Linked DNA regions of Homo sapiens: region 1 is linked to region 2. The links are chromatin loops, found by intact Hi-C in ENCODE. Cell type or tissue: Panc1. All regions are shown on one strand. Each heading gives the region's core, and the rest is flanking DNA. Links, peaks and the distances in the headings are about the cores only.

What was found. Peaks named below come from ENCODE experiments on the same cell type or tissue, not always from the same donor. Only the 100,000 strongest peaks of a DNase experiment are listed, where the experiment ranks them.
Region 1: it touches region 2 in a loop (6-fold over the local background); 5 of 110 quality-filtered maps call a loop at or near these places.

The regions. Positions count from the first base shown.
Region 1 is chr11:34,495,364-34,499,363 of GRCh38, forward strand. The region is part of intron 2 of ELF5 (E74 like ETS transcription factor 5); the gene reads right to left. Among named protein-coding and RNA genes, the nearest start is that of ELF5, 16 kb to the right of the region's middle. RefSeq lists an enhancer at 785-1,284. In Panc1, for the core only: no CTCF peak of the experiment used is centred there; no DNase peak of the experiment used is centred there.
Region 2 is chr11:34,896,156-34,903,991 of GRCh38, forward strand. All of the region lies in intron 1 of APIP (APAF1 interacting protein), which reads right to left. Among named protein-coding and RNA genes, the nearest start is that of APIP, 16 kb to the right of the region's middle. In Panc1, for the core only: CTCF peaks have their summits at 3,057 (motif pointing left) and 3,257; no DNase peak of the experiment used is centred there; H3K27ac peaks cover 2,403 bases.

The DNA of each region.
Region 1 (4,000 bases), core at 1-4,000, 400 kb before region 2:
TTGCTGATGATTCCAGGCAGGAGGTGGGTCCTCTGCCTGTCAGGTGCTACTACTCACTCAGCACCCTCAGCCAGCCGAGGCGCTACGCGTTCTTGTCGTCTCAAGTTTCTCAGGTCCCCTCAACAATCCTATCCAGTAGGTGTAATTGGGCTATTCCACAAAAAAGGAAATAGAGGCTCCCCTTAAAACTCAAAGGTCTTCCAGAGATCTCTTTTACCACCGAAGGGTGGGTGGAGGGGCAGTTGATTTATTTTATTTAAAAATTTTCAGAATTTTATATGCATTAAGATCAAAGCGTCAATATTGTGCCAGGGTGCTTGAGGCTGATGTCGTAGCCTCTACCTGGCAGATAGGAAGAGCCAGGGAGCCGGTGAGACCGATGACTCAGGTCTTGCTCACTGGCCACTGGCTGGAGCTGGCTTACCAGGCCCGTGGGGGCTCTTCAGGGCAGGCAGGGGTTCCTGGCAGAACAAGGGGCCATTCCTGAGTTCGGCCTGAGCTTTCATCTACTGATTTCTGGCTTTAGTAAACCTGAGGGGCCTTTTGGACTTTACTGGCGTCCTGTGAGAGATGTTTATGAGCCTTGACATTTTTCAGCTGCGGGCCCTGCCCTAGATGGCCATCGGTGTGCGGCCGTCGGAGGGCACAGTTGATTTCATGGAAAGGTTTCGCCAAGGCTCTGTTCCCGTTTCCCTCCCCTCCCCTCTCTGCTTCCACCCCCTTGTTATTTTCTTTGGCACTTGAAGAGGGCCATATTGTTTGCGGAAGCCAAGGGGGCCTCAAGGATTCGGAGAAACGCCCAGGCGGGGAGTCGGCCCCACACCGGGGAGGTGTTGCTGGCGCTGGCTCCCTGCTCCTCGGCGCTCTGCTTTGAAGCTCACCCACAGAGCGGCTTTGTGTGCGGCCTCGGCCCCTGGAGGGGAGCCAGAGCCCTGCGGAGGCTCCCTCTCCTCATCCGCAAGCTCCTTCCAAAGCCCCAGAACTGGGAGGAAAATGGCTGCTCTGGGTGCCATGGCAGGCCTCTTTTCCGGGGGTCCCATCCTCAGGACGGGAGGAGAGTGGCAGAGCGGAGGCTGCCCAGACGAGGGACGCCGCTGTCAGCCCCTCCTCACCAGCCCCTCTCCTGCTCTTCTCTTTCAGGAGGCTCCACGGCCCAGAGTCTTCCCACAGCGACTTCTCTTTGGATGGAACGTGGTCCCCATCTGCCTTCTCCTGAGGAATCTCTGCTCATCCTCACTCCCCCTCGCAGAGGTCTCTTCCTCCTCACTGAGTGCCCATCAGGCGTCCTCCTCATCCCTCCCCTCCAGACCTAGAGCTTTTGCTCGCCCTGAACCAGGAGTGCTTGGAGCCTGGCCTAGCCCACCACAGGCCTACCTCAGTGAGTGTGACTGACTGACCAGGTGACTGACAGTCACTCTCTCCACTTTACACGTGAGGAGATTGCCGTTCCGGGGACTGACGGGACCCCTGTAAGGTCACGCGGCCTGTCAGTAAAGGAGCTACTGAAGAGGGAAAAGTGGCATTTTCCCTCTTACCACGCCCCACTCTTCTTGGTTGAGGAGGACCAAGTTGGGCACACATCTCAAGACTGACTAAAGCAAGATTTGGATGAAGGTAGATATGTGTAATTGTAATTATAAATAATGGATAAGCAGAGCCTGACTAGAAAAAATAAAAAATACAATCTAGCTTTGAAGAATCAGAAAGAGGATGGAGAGACTGAAGATGATAGTGTTTAGAACCTTAATGAAGACATGAAGAAGACCCTTTTGCTACTTGGAAGACATGAACTCAGGGCAATCAAATAAGGGGTTATATACCCGCAGAATATATTATTTTTAATGGGTTGTGTTGTCTGGAAATGTAAAGTGTTTTTCTCAACGCTTCTATCATTTATAAAATAATCTCAACATTTTGGGAAAGTTGAGCCATGAGGCCCTTCTGCCTATGTCGACCAGTAGACCATCATGGGCCTGGTAGGCTTGATCTGAATGCCCATAGGTCACTATTATTAAGCAGCAGGCTCTGCCAGCTCCTTTGAAGTCTGAAGTGGGTCAGGACACTTGTTTCAGGGCCAGCTGCATTGGAAGGAAGAATTGAACTAGAGGGAGTTTTCAGAAATTCTAGGGGAATTTTCACAAGTGATGCTATAATCTGAGATGCATTTAAATTCAGAAGGAGGACTTTAGCTTTCAGAGCTGGGTGGGTGCACCAGATGCCCGCAGGGTCAGCAGATAATGTCTATGCCTGAAGTGGCCCCATGTGGAGACAGTGGGGATTGGAAAGTTCATGCCAAAGTGCACAATGGCTACCCGACCCCTTGCCTTGTGGAAAGGTGGGCCTTGTGTTGCCAGGACCAGATTGCTAACTGAAATCTCCTGATTTCTATTTTCAAGTGTGGCAACTGGCTTGGTTTTTACAAAACACCACGGGAAGCCCAGTCAAAATGTCTTCATGGGCTGGATCACTCCTGGCCATCACTTTGTGATGAACAATCTGACAGGCTTTTGGCCACTTGTCTCCTTCAAGATTATTGTTTGGAGTGGGCATGCTAAGACTTTGAAGGATTCTTTTATGGTTGAATAATATTTTCTTCAAGTTAAAACTTATCTGGAAAAAAGCAACCCTGTTTTACTGGGAGTGGAGGTGAAGGTATTAGCTCCAGGAAGCTCCTTGAAAATCACTGTTCTCAAACTTGAAACCAGGATTCCTATATTTTGAATTCCCCTTCAAAGTTGAAAGGGCACATGGTCTCTCACACTTAGTGGTCCTGCCTCCTTGGACTCGTCTGCAAAATAAAAATAATAGGACCTACTTATCTGGGCTATTAAAAGGATTATGTAAATTAATACATGGAAAGTACTTAGAACAGGGCCAGGCATATGGCAAGTGCTCATTAAATATCATCCACTTATACTTGTCAATATTAGGGTTACCTCCTGGGCTTCCCGTGTCACCACTTTAATTACATTCCTTCAAACACTTCTAATTTTTTTTTTTAATGTGTAAGCCAGCTGCTTTGTCCCTTTCTAGACCTTCGGTTTATTTTCTTCATAAAAAAATAGGAGTTATATTAGAAACCAAGCTTAGAAACCAAACCTAGCTAATTTGTCTTTGCATTGCCAGCCTGAGTTAGGTCCCTTAATGCTGCCATCTTTGGTTTAAAAGCTGGGGACACAGGCGAGTCTGTGTGACTTTGTAAAATTCTTAATCATCAGGACACACACAAGACTCAAGCTTCTGAAACTGAGCAGAGGAGAGGGTGATGGTGGTGGTGCTGTATCCCCAGGGTGCACAGAGCAGGTAATTGAAAGTCACATAATATTCATTATGCATCTTCAAGAGAAAGATCAGAGGGTGAGTCCATTAATCCCCCACTTCCTTCTTTGTTATAGATAACTGATGTCTTCTCAATCTTATGCAGTGTTCTTAAAAAATCATTTCCAGGTCGGGTGCAGTGGCTCACACCTGTAATCCCAGAACTTTGGGAGGCTGAGGCAGGTGTATCACCTGAGGTCAGGAGTTCAAGACCAGCCTGGCCAACAAGGTGAAACCCTGTCTCTACTAATAATACAAAAATTAGCGGGCGTGGTGGTGCACGCCTGTAATCCCAGCTACTTGAGAGGCTGAGGCAGGAGAATTGCTTGAACCCGGGAGGTGGAGGTTGCAGTGAGCCGAGGTGGCGCCATTGCACTCCAGCCTGGGTGATAGGACGGAAACTCCATTTCCAAAAAAAAAAAATCATTTCCAGACATGTCCTTTGGCCATCTCTTCCAAATGGATTGTTGTCCCTAAGCCCTTCCTATATAAAGATCCTGGAACCCACACTGTTCATTTTCTTGGAGCCTCACTCAAAGCAAAAATTTTGAGGGAAAATTTTGATTTTTGGTTTTTTTGAGACAGGGTCTCACTCTGTCATCCGGGCTGGAGTGCAGTTGCTCGAACATGGCTCACCGCAGGCTCACCCTCCTGGGCTCAAGCAATCCTCCTGCCTCAGCCT
Region 2 (7,836 bases), core at 1,448-5,447:
TGTAAATTAGTTCAACCATTGTGGAAGACAGTGTGGCGATTCCTCAAGGATCTAGAACCAGAAATACCATTTGACCTAGCAATCCCATTACTGGGATTCTACTATAAAGACACATACGTATGTTTACTGCAGCACTATTTACAATAGCAAAGACTTGGAACCAACCCAAATACCCATCAATGATAGAATGGATAAAGAAAATGTGACACATATACACAATGGAATACTATGCAGCCATAAAAAAGGATGAGCTCACGTCCTTTGCAGGGACATGGATGAAGCTGGAAACCATCATTCTCAGCAAACTAACACAGGAGCAGAAAACCAAACACTGCATGTTCTCACTCATAAATGGGATTTGAACAATGAGAACACATGGACACAGGGAGGGGAAAATCACACACCAGGGCCTGTCAGCAGATGGGGGGCTAGAGAAGGGATAGCATTAGGAGAAATACCTAACATAGATGATGAGTTGAGGGGTGCAGCAAACCACCATGGCACGTGTATACCTAAGTAACAAACCTGTAAGTTCTGCACACGTATCCCAGAACTTAAAAGCATAATAAAGCAACAACAACAACAACAAAGGAAAATGAGACTACCTGGGAGAGAAGTGAGCGCCAAAGCCAGAATGTTCCTGAAGGTATTGCAAAACTCTGGTGACCTTGAACTTCAATTTTGATAGCCATGTAAGCCACTAGAAGCATGAGACAAAACCCAGGGCCTGATCAATTCCAGGAAACCTAATGAAAAATCCCCACATAAACTGGAGACCCCACTGAGGTCTACCTTCAAGGTAACAGTGAACAAAATGAGATTCACTGTGGAGAAAATCACAACAAGGAAGCATGCCTTTACAGATCCGGTCACTGGGTAAAGGGGGAAAAACATCTTTGAGTTCAAAAAGCGATCATTATTTAACAGGTTGAATTCTCAGCTACTTAGCTGAATACTTGAAATTGTGGTGTTTTTCCCCAGATTTAGTGCTAATGTTCTACTTACTCATTTTAAGTATTACAAATGATGACTGATGGAGTAAACTTCAAAATATAAAATTAAAAACTTGAGAATCTAGAAATTTCTAAAAGTTCTGATTCAACTTAGACTTGGAGTTAGCTGACTTAAAAGTCTAATCCACATTACTGGATTTATTGCCTACATGACTTTGGGTGTCAGTTTACTTATCCACACAATGAAAATGCTGTGAGGATTAAAATGAGATACAATGGACATAATGCAGTCAGCATGAAATCTGACACAATGTCAGTTTCCTTTTCATTTTAAAGAGCTGAAAATTCTTGAATTAAAATAGCAAAACTATTATAGGAGTTATTAAGAAATTATTTTAGACAGAGAGGGTAAGGTTGGTAAGGTTTTGTTTTCTTTTAATAATGCAGCTTAGTAAGGTTTTTTTTTTTCTTTTAATAATGCAGCTCCAAAAACATTTCTTTTCTAGCAGAAAAGCAGCTTAAAGGGCCAGGATAGCAAGCTTTGATGTGCAAATGCCAGCCATTAGAAACCGGGTCCATCCAATATGGTGATTCCCACCCTCTTCTTGTCACCATGTGTGTCAAGCATCATGGCCACCCCAGATATCTTCACGTGTGCAGAACATCATGGTGGCCTGTATTTGAATATTAAAAGGCTAGGGTGGGAAGGCTAGTTTTTTTCGTGGGCTACCTGAGTGACATACCTGGTCAAACCAATCCCCTGGGCCCTATGAAAATCAGACACCACCTCCTCCAGCCTCCTAATAGAACCGACTGTTTTCCCGCTCCACTTGGGGTTTTCTCTCTCTGCTTGGAGCCACCCTCCATCTCTGTACAGGGGAGCTTCTTTCTTCTTTCTTATTAAACTCTCCATTCCTTAAAACCACTCCACGTGTGTCCATGTTATTTATCTAAATTGGTGCGAGACAAAGGGCCCTGGTGTTCCTTCAGTTATCAGAGCCATATCATTTTGGTGTGTTGGCCAAGAATCCGAGGTACAACATTCATCGGATGGTGAGTATAGGAGCAAGCTTAAAATCTGTTCTATCATTCTGAGGGGCTCTTGGCCTCTATTTTAAAATCAAATCAAATCAATCAACAGGCATCCTTCAGCTGGTTAAAAATATGCTTATCACGACTGCCATTCTAAGGCCTCAGATGTTAGGCTTGCTGGTGGAGAACACGGAGAACCCCCCTCAATACCCACGGGTCATTGGGAGTGTCGGCCGTGTTTCGAATCAGTTTCCTTTCACGGGGAAACCTTACCATCGCGTGAGGCTGGGAAAGTTCTGGCCAGGACACACCCTGGCGTTATTCAAAGGCCTCTGGGTCGGACCCAGCCTCCAACAGCCCATTTCGGGTTTTGGCAGAGAATCCCCAGCTATCCTGTCACAAAACTCTCCTTCTTTTTCTATCCACAGTCTCTCTCTCTCTCTGATGTGCGGGAATTTAGTAACCAGGAGTTTAGCTCAGGAATGCTGTTGCAATCTTCTAGGAACAGAGGGTTCCTTTCCTCCCCCTCCTCCCCGCTCCCACCCAGAGTGAGCGTCTCTCTCTCTGCCCTTGGTCTGGAGAGTGCATGGCATTTCCAGGTCTCTCTACTACTACTCTGGCGAGCACATAGTATTTCTTTCTTTGGTTTTTTTTTTTTTTTTTTTTTTTTTTTTTTGAGGCAGAGTCTCGCTCTTTCGCCCAGGCTGGAGTGCAGTGACGTGATCTCGGCTCACTGCAAGCTCCGCCTCCCGGGTTCACGCCATTCTCCTGCCTCAGCCTCCCGAGTAGCTGGGACTACAGGCGCCCGCCACCGCGCCCAGCTAATTGTTTGTATTTTTAGTAGAGATGGGGGTTTCACCGTGTTAGCCAGGATGGTCTCAATCTCCTGACCTAGTGATCCACCTGCCTCGGCCTCCCAAAGTGCTGGGATTACAAGCCAGGATGGTCTCAATCTCCTGACCTAGTGATCCACCTGCCTCGGCCTCCCAAAGTGCTGGGATTACAGGCGTGAGCCACTGAGCCCGGCCTCGAGCAAATAGTATTTCTAAACCAACAGTGCCACCTAGTGGAAACAGAAATCTTCATGAGGCACATTTTTTTTTCTTTTATGGTAACACTGCAGCTTCCTTTTGCACCACTAGAAATCGGGCTCTAAGCCTCTTCTGTGAACAGGAAAATTCTGCTTTCAACAGATAGGAGTTAAATGTCTTCTGTGGCCAAATTTTAGTCTCAATATTGTCCCATCAGCAGGAAAATGGCCGTTTGGTTCCTACGTTCCTTTAAGGCACCTATTCTGTCTCTGATTAAGGTAGTACTGAGCTAGTAAGGGGATTTTAAGTCCAGAAGTTAACCGGAACCATTTTTCTAAGGGTAAATGCTTTAGCATGGGCCATAATAGCAGGATATAGAGTTCAATCTAGCATACCCCCTCCATTAAAGGGGCCTTGCCCAATTACGTAGTTTTTCTTGAGATCTGTTTTTTTTAGGGAGGTACACAGGTCGCAGAAGTCTAGGAGGTTGAAGGGAAATATAAGCAGAGGACTAGAGCTGCTTGGGGAAGTGCGACTAGGCCCAAAAGTCTAGTTCCTCTGGTGCCATGGCTTGGAGGGTCACACCTACAGTCATGGGCAGCACATTTAACAGGGAGGTGGGACCTAGGAACTAGCGAGGGAAAATAGTTGGGGGACGCCCCCACTGTTTTCTTCTCCACCCTGGGTCATATACAGAAAGGAAGGAGACTAAAAGGACACTTTTATTCTCACTTCTCTTTCTAAACGGGTAACAGATCATCTTTAGCATGTGGTCCCCTGGAGTGGATTTTAAAACACTGGGACTGCTTCAACCCTGAGACTTTGAAGAAAAAATGCCTCATAGTCTATTGCACAAGGGCATGGCCTTCTTATCATCTTGGAGATGGACAAACCTGGCCTGCTTGGTGGAGCCTTGATTTTAATGTCATCCAACAGTTAGATCTTTTCTATAGACAGAAGGGCAAATGGACTGAGGTCCCCTATGTATAGACTTTCTTTGCCCTGTGAAACCCAGACCTTTACAAGTCCTGGACAACTGACCCAGTTCTTTTACCAGCCATGGCAGGCAAGCCCATAGGCCTTTCCCAGAGCTAAAGTAGGTTCCAAAGGAGCAATCTGAGACAGCTATTGAATGTCCCAATGCTTCCAGTCCCCCTCCAATTGTACCATCAGCTCCTCTAGCTCCACCATTTCCAGTATATCCTACTCTCCCCATTTCACTCTTACTGCTGCAGGAAGTGCTTGATGGGAATGGTGCCATGAGGGTTCAAGTTCCCTTTCATTACAGAACCTTAAGCAAATAAAGGGAGACTTAGGCCGATTTTCTGACAACCCAGGTAGGTATATAGAAATTTTCCAAAATTTAACTCAGGTATTTGACCTCACATAGAGGGATGTTACGTTGCTGCTACGTCAGACCCTCACTGAAGCTGAAAAGCAGAAAGTTCTGCAGGCAGCAGAAAAATATGGAGATGAGCAACATGCCTCCTGTAGCAAACCGAGGAGACAAAGAGGAGATAGGGAAGGTGAGGAAGAAGTGGAAACTCCATTCCTACTAGGAAAGGAAGCAGTTCTGGTAGACAACCCTGACTGGAACACCAGTAACTCAGGAAATGAATGGAAAAGGAAGCACTTTTAAGGTGTGTATTAGAGGGCCCATGGAAAACCAGGGCCAAACCTCTCAATTACTCTAAACTGTCCATGATAGACCAAAGACCAAACGAGAATCCCACAGCCTTTATGGAAAGGCTGAGAGAGGCACTAATAAAACATACCTATTTATCCCGATTCAATCAAGGGACAGCTCATTCTCAAGGACAAGTTTATTACACAGGTAGCTCCCAATATTAAAAGGAAACTATAAAAGCAAGCTATAGGGCCAGATAGTACCCTAGAAAACCTCCTAAGAAAGCCACTTCGGTCTTTTACAATAGGGATCAGGAGGAAGCCCAATAAAAGGAAAGGAAAATACAGGAAAACAACAGAGGCTCTAGTAGCAGTGGTGCAAGCTTGCAAAGTCCAGAATCCCCAAGGTGCATCCACTAGCTGTTATCGATGTGGCAAATCAGGGCATTTTAAGAAAGAATGTCCAGGTAGCAAGACAAAGCCACCTCGACCCTGTCCAGCCTGTGGCGGAGACCACTGGAGACAGATCTGCCCCCAGAGACGGAGGTCACTGGGTTCAGAACCAGTCTCACAGATGGTCCAGCAAGACTGATGGGTCCCGGGGGCTCAAACCCCTAGCTCCAGCGACTCAGACTGCCATTACAGCACAGGAACCTTGGGTGATTCTGGAAATCAAAGGAAGGAAGGAAGGTAGATCTCCTTCTGGATACTGGAGCCAGTCTCTCTCTTCTCCTCTAATCCAGGCCTCCCCTCTTCCCATAGTATGACTATAAGGGGTGTCTCAGGAAAAATTCTAACCTGATATTTTTCTCAACCTCTTACCTGCAGATGGGGGGACCTACTATTTACACATGCTTTTAAAATCATGGCTGAAAGTCCTGCTCCTTTATTAGGAAGAGATAGTCTAGCTTGCATGGGGGCCAGCATCCATACAGCCCCAGGACAAACTCTTTGTCTCCCCCGATGGAAGCTAACATTAAACTACAAGTGTGGGCAACTCAAGGAAGGATAGGTCGAGCTATAACCACTAGGCCAGTCCAGATCTATCTTAAGGATCTCACTTCTTTTCCTAACCAGAGACAGTATCCCCTGAGCCCAGAGGCTAGGAAAGGGCTAGAAGCCGTTATTAATAACCTAAAGATGCAGGGCCTCCTCAAACCCTTTAATAGCCCCTGCAACACCCCAATATTAGGAGTGCAGAAGCCCAGTGGGGAATAGAGACTAGTTCAGGACCTTTGCCTCATTAATGAAGCTGTAGTTCCAATGCATCCAGTGGTACCTAATCCCTATACCCTGTTAACTCAAATACCTGAGGGAACTAAATGGTTTACAGTCCTAGATTTAAAGGATGCCTTTTTCTGCATACCATTACATCCTGATTCTCAACACCTGTTTGCCTTTGAGGATTTCCTTCCGTCCAGACTGCCCAGTTAACATGGACGGTGCTGCCTCAGGGATTTTGAGATAGTCCTCATCTGTTTGGACAGGCACTGTCACAAGACATTTCTGAGTTCTCTCATCCTCAAGTTAGGGTCTTGCATTAGTTGATGATATTCTGCTCTGTGCCCCAACTGAGGAAGCTTCTCAGGAAGGCACCGAAGCTCTTCTCAACTTCTCAGCTAACAGAGGATATAAGGTTTCAAAATCCAAGGCCCAGCTCTGCAAAACCTCAGTGAAGTATCTAGGATTAGTACTGTCCAAGGGGACCAGAGTATTAGGGGAAGAGAGGATTAAGCCTATTTCCTCCTTCCCTCACCCCCAAACCCTCAAGCAACTAAGAGGATTTTGGGGCATTACAGGATTTTGTAGACTATGGATACCTGGGTATGGTGAAATAGCCCGTCCATTATATAACCTCATAAAAGAAACTCAGGGAGCTAAAACTCATCTTTTAACCTGGGAACCTGAAGCTCAAAAGGCCTTCAACCAGCTAAAGCAAGCCTTGCTCAAGGTGCCAGCCCTCAGCCTTCCTGTAGGGAAGGCCTTCAATCTGTATGTGTCAGAAAAGAAGGGAATGTCCCTGGGAGTTTTAACACAGGCCCGAGGACCAGCTCAACAGTCAATGGGTTACCTAAGTAAGGAACATGATTTGGTGGCTAAAGGATGGCCAGCATGTCTCCAAGCCATTGCCTCAGTGGCTCTACTGGTCCCAGAAGCCTCCAAACTAATCCTGGGAAATGATTTAACTGTTTATAATCCTGGGAAATGATTTAACTGTTTACACCCCACATAACATGGCAGGACTACTGCACTCTACAGGGGAGCCTTTGGGCTAACAGCCGACTCCTTACATATCAGGCCCTGCTGTTAGAAGGTTCCAACATCCAATTAAAGACTTGTTCTCATCTAAATCCAGCCACCTTCTTCCCCAAGGAAACTGGGGAAACTGTGCATGATTATGAACAAGTCATAGTACAGACCTATGCAGCAAGGGAAGATACTGGGGAAACTTCCCTAGAGAACTCAGACTGGACCCTCTCCACAGATGGGAGCTCTTTTGTAGAACAAGGAGTATGCATATGCAATGGTCACTCTAAATGACGTCACCAAAAGTGCATCTCTCCCTCCAGGCACAAGTGCTCAATTAGCTGAGCTAATAGCTCTTACAAAAGCAATCACATTAAGCAAAGGAAAGAGAGCTAACATTTACACTGACTCCAAGTATGCTTTTCTGGTTCTCCATGCTCATGCTGCCATTTGGAAGGAAAGGCATTTCCTTACCACCAATGGACCGCCTGTAAAATATCACCAGGAAATTAACAGGTTATTATCCTCAGTTTTTCTTACACAATAAATAGCAGTGATGCATTGCAAGGGACATCAAAAGGGAACAGATGAGGTAGCCGAAGGATACAGATTAGCTGATCAGGCAGCTAAATCAGTGGCAAGGAAGCCTCAAGACATCAACACACTTCACACCCCTCTAATCTGGGAAGGCTCCATAAGAGAAATTAAACCTCAGTACTCCCCTACAGAAATAGAATGGACCACTTTGTCTCGAGGGTATACCTTTTAGTCCTCAGGATGGCTACAGTCAGAGGATGGCAAACACCACTTGCCAGCCTCCAGCCAATGGAAAATCCTTAAAATCCTTCACCAAGGTTTTCACTTGGGAAAGGATAAAACTTATCAACGTGCCCAGAGATTGTTTTCAGGAGAGAACTTACCAAAAACAGTCAAGCAAGTTATTAATA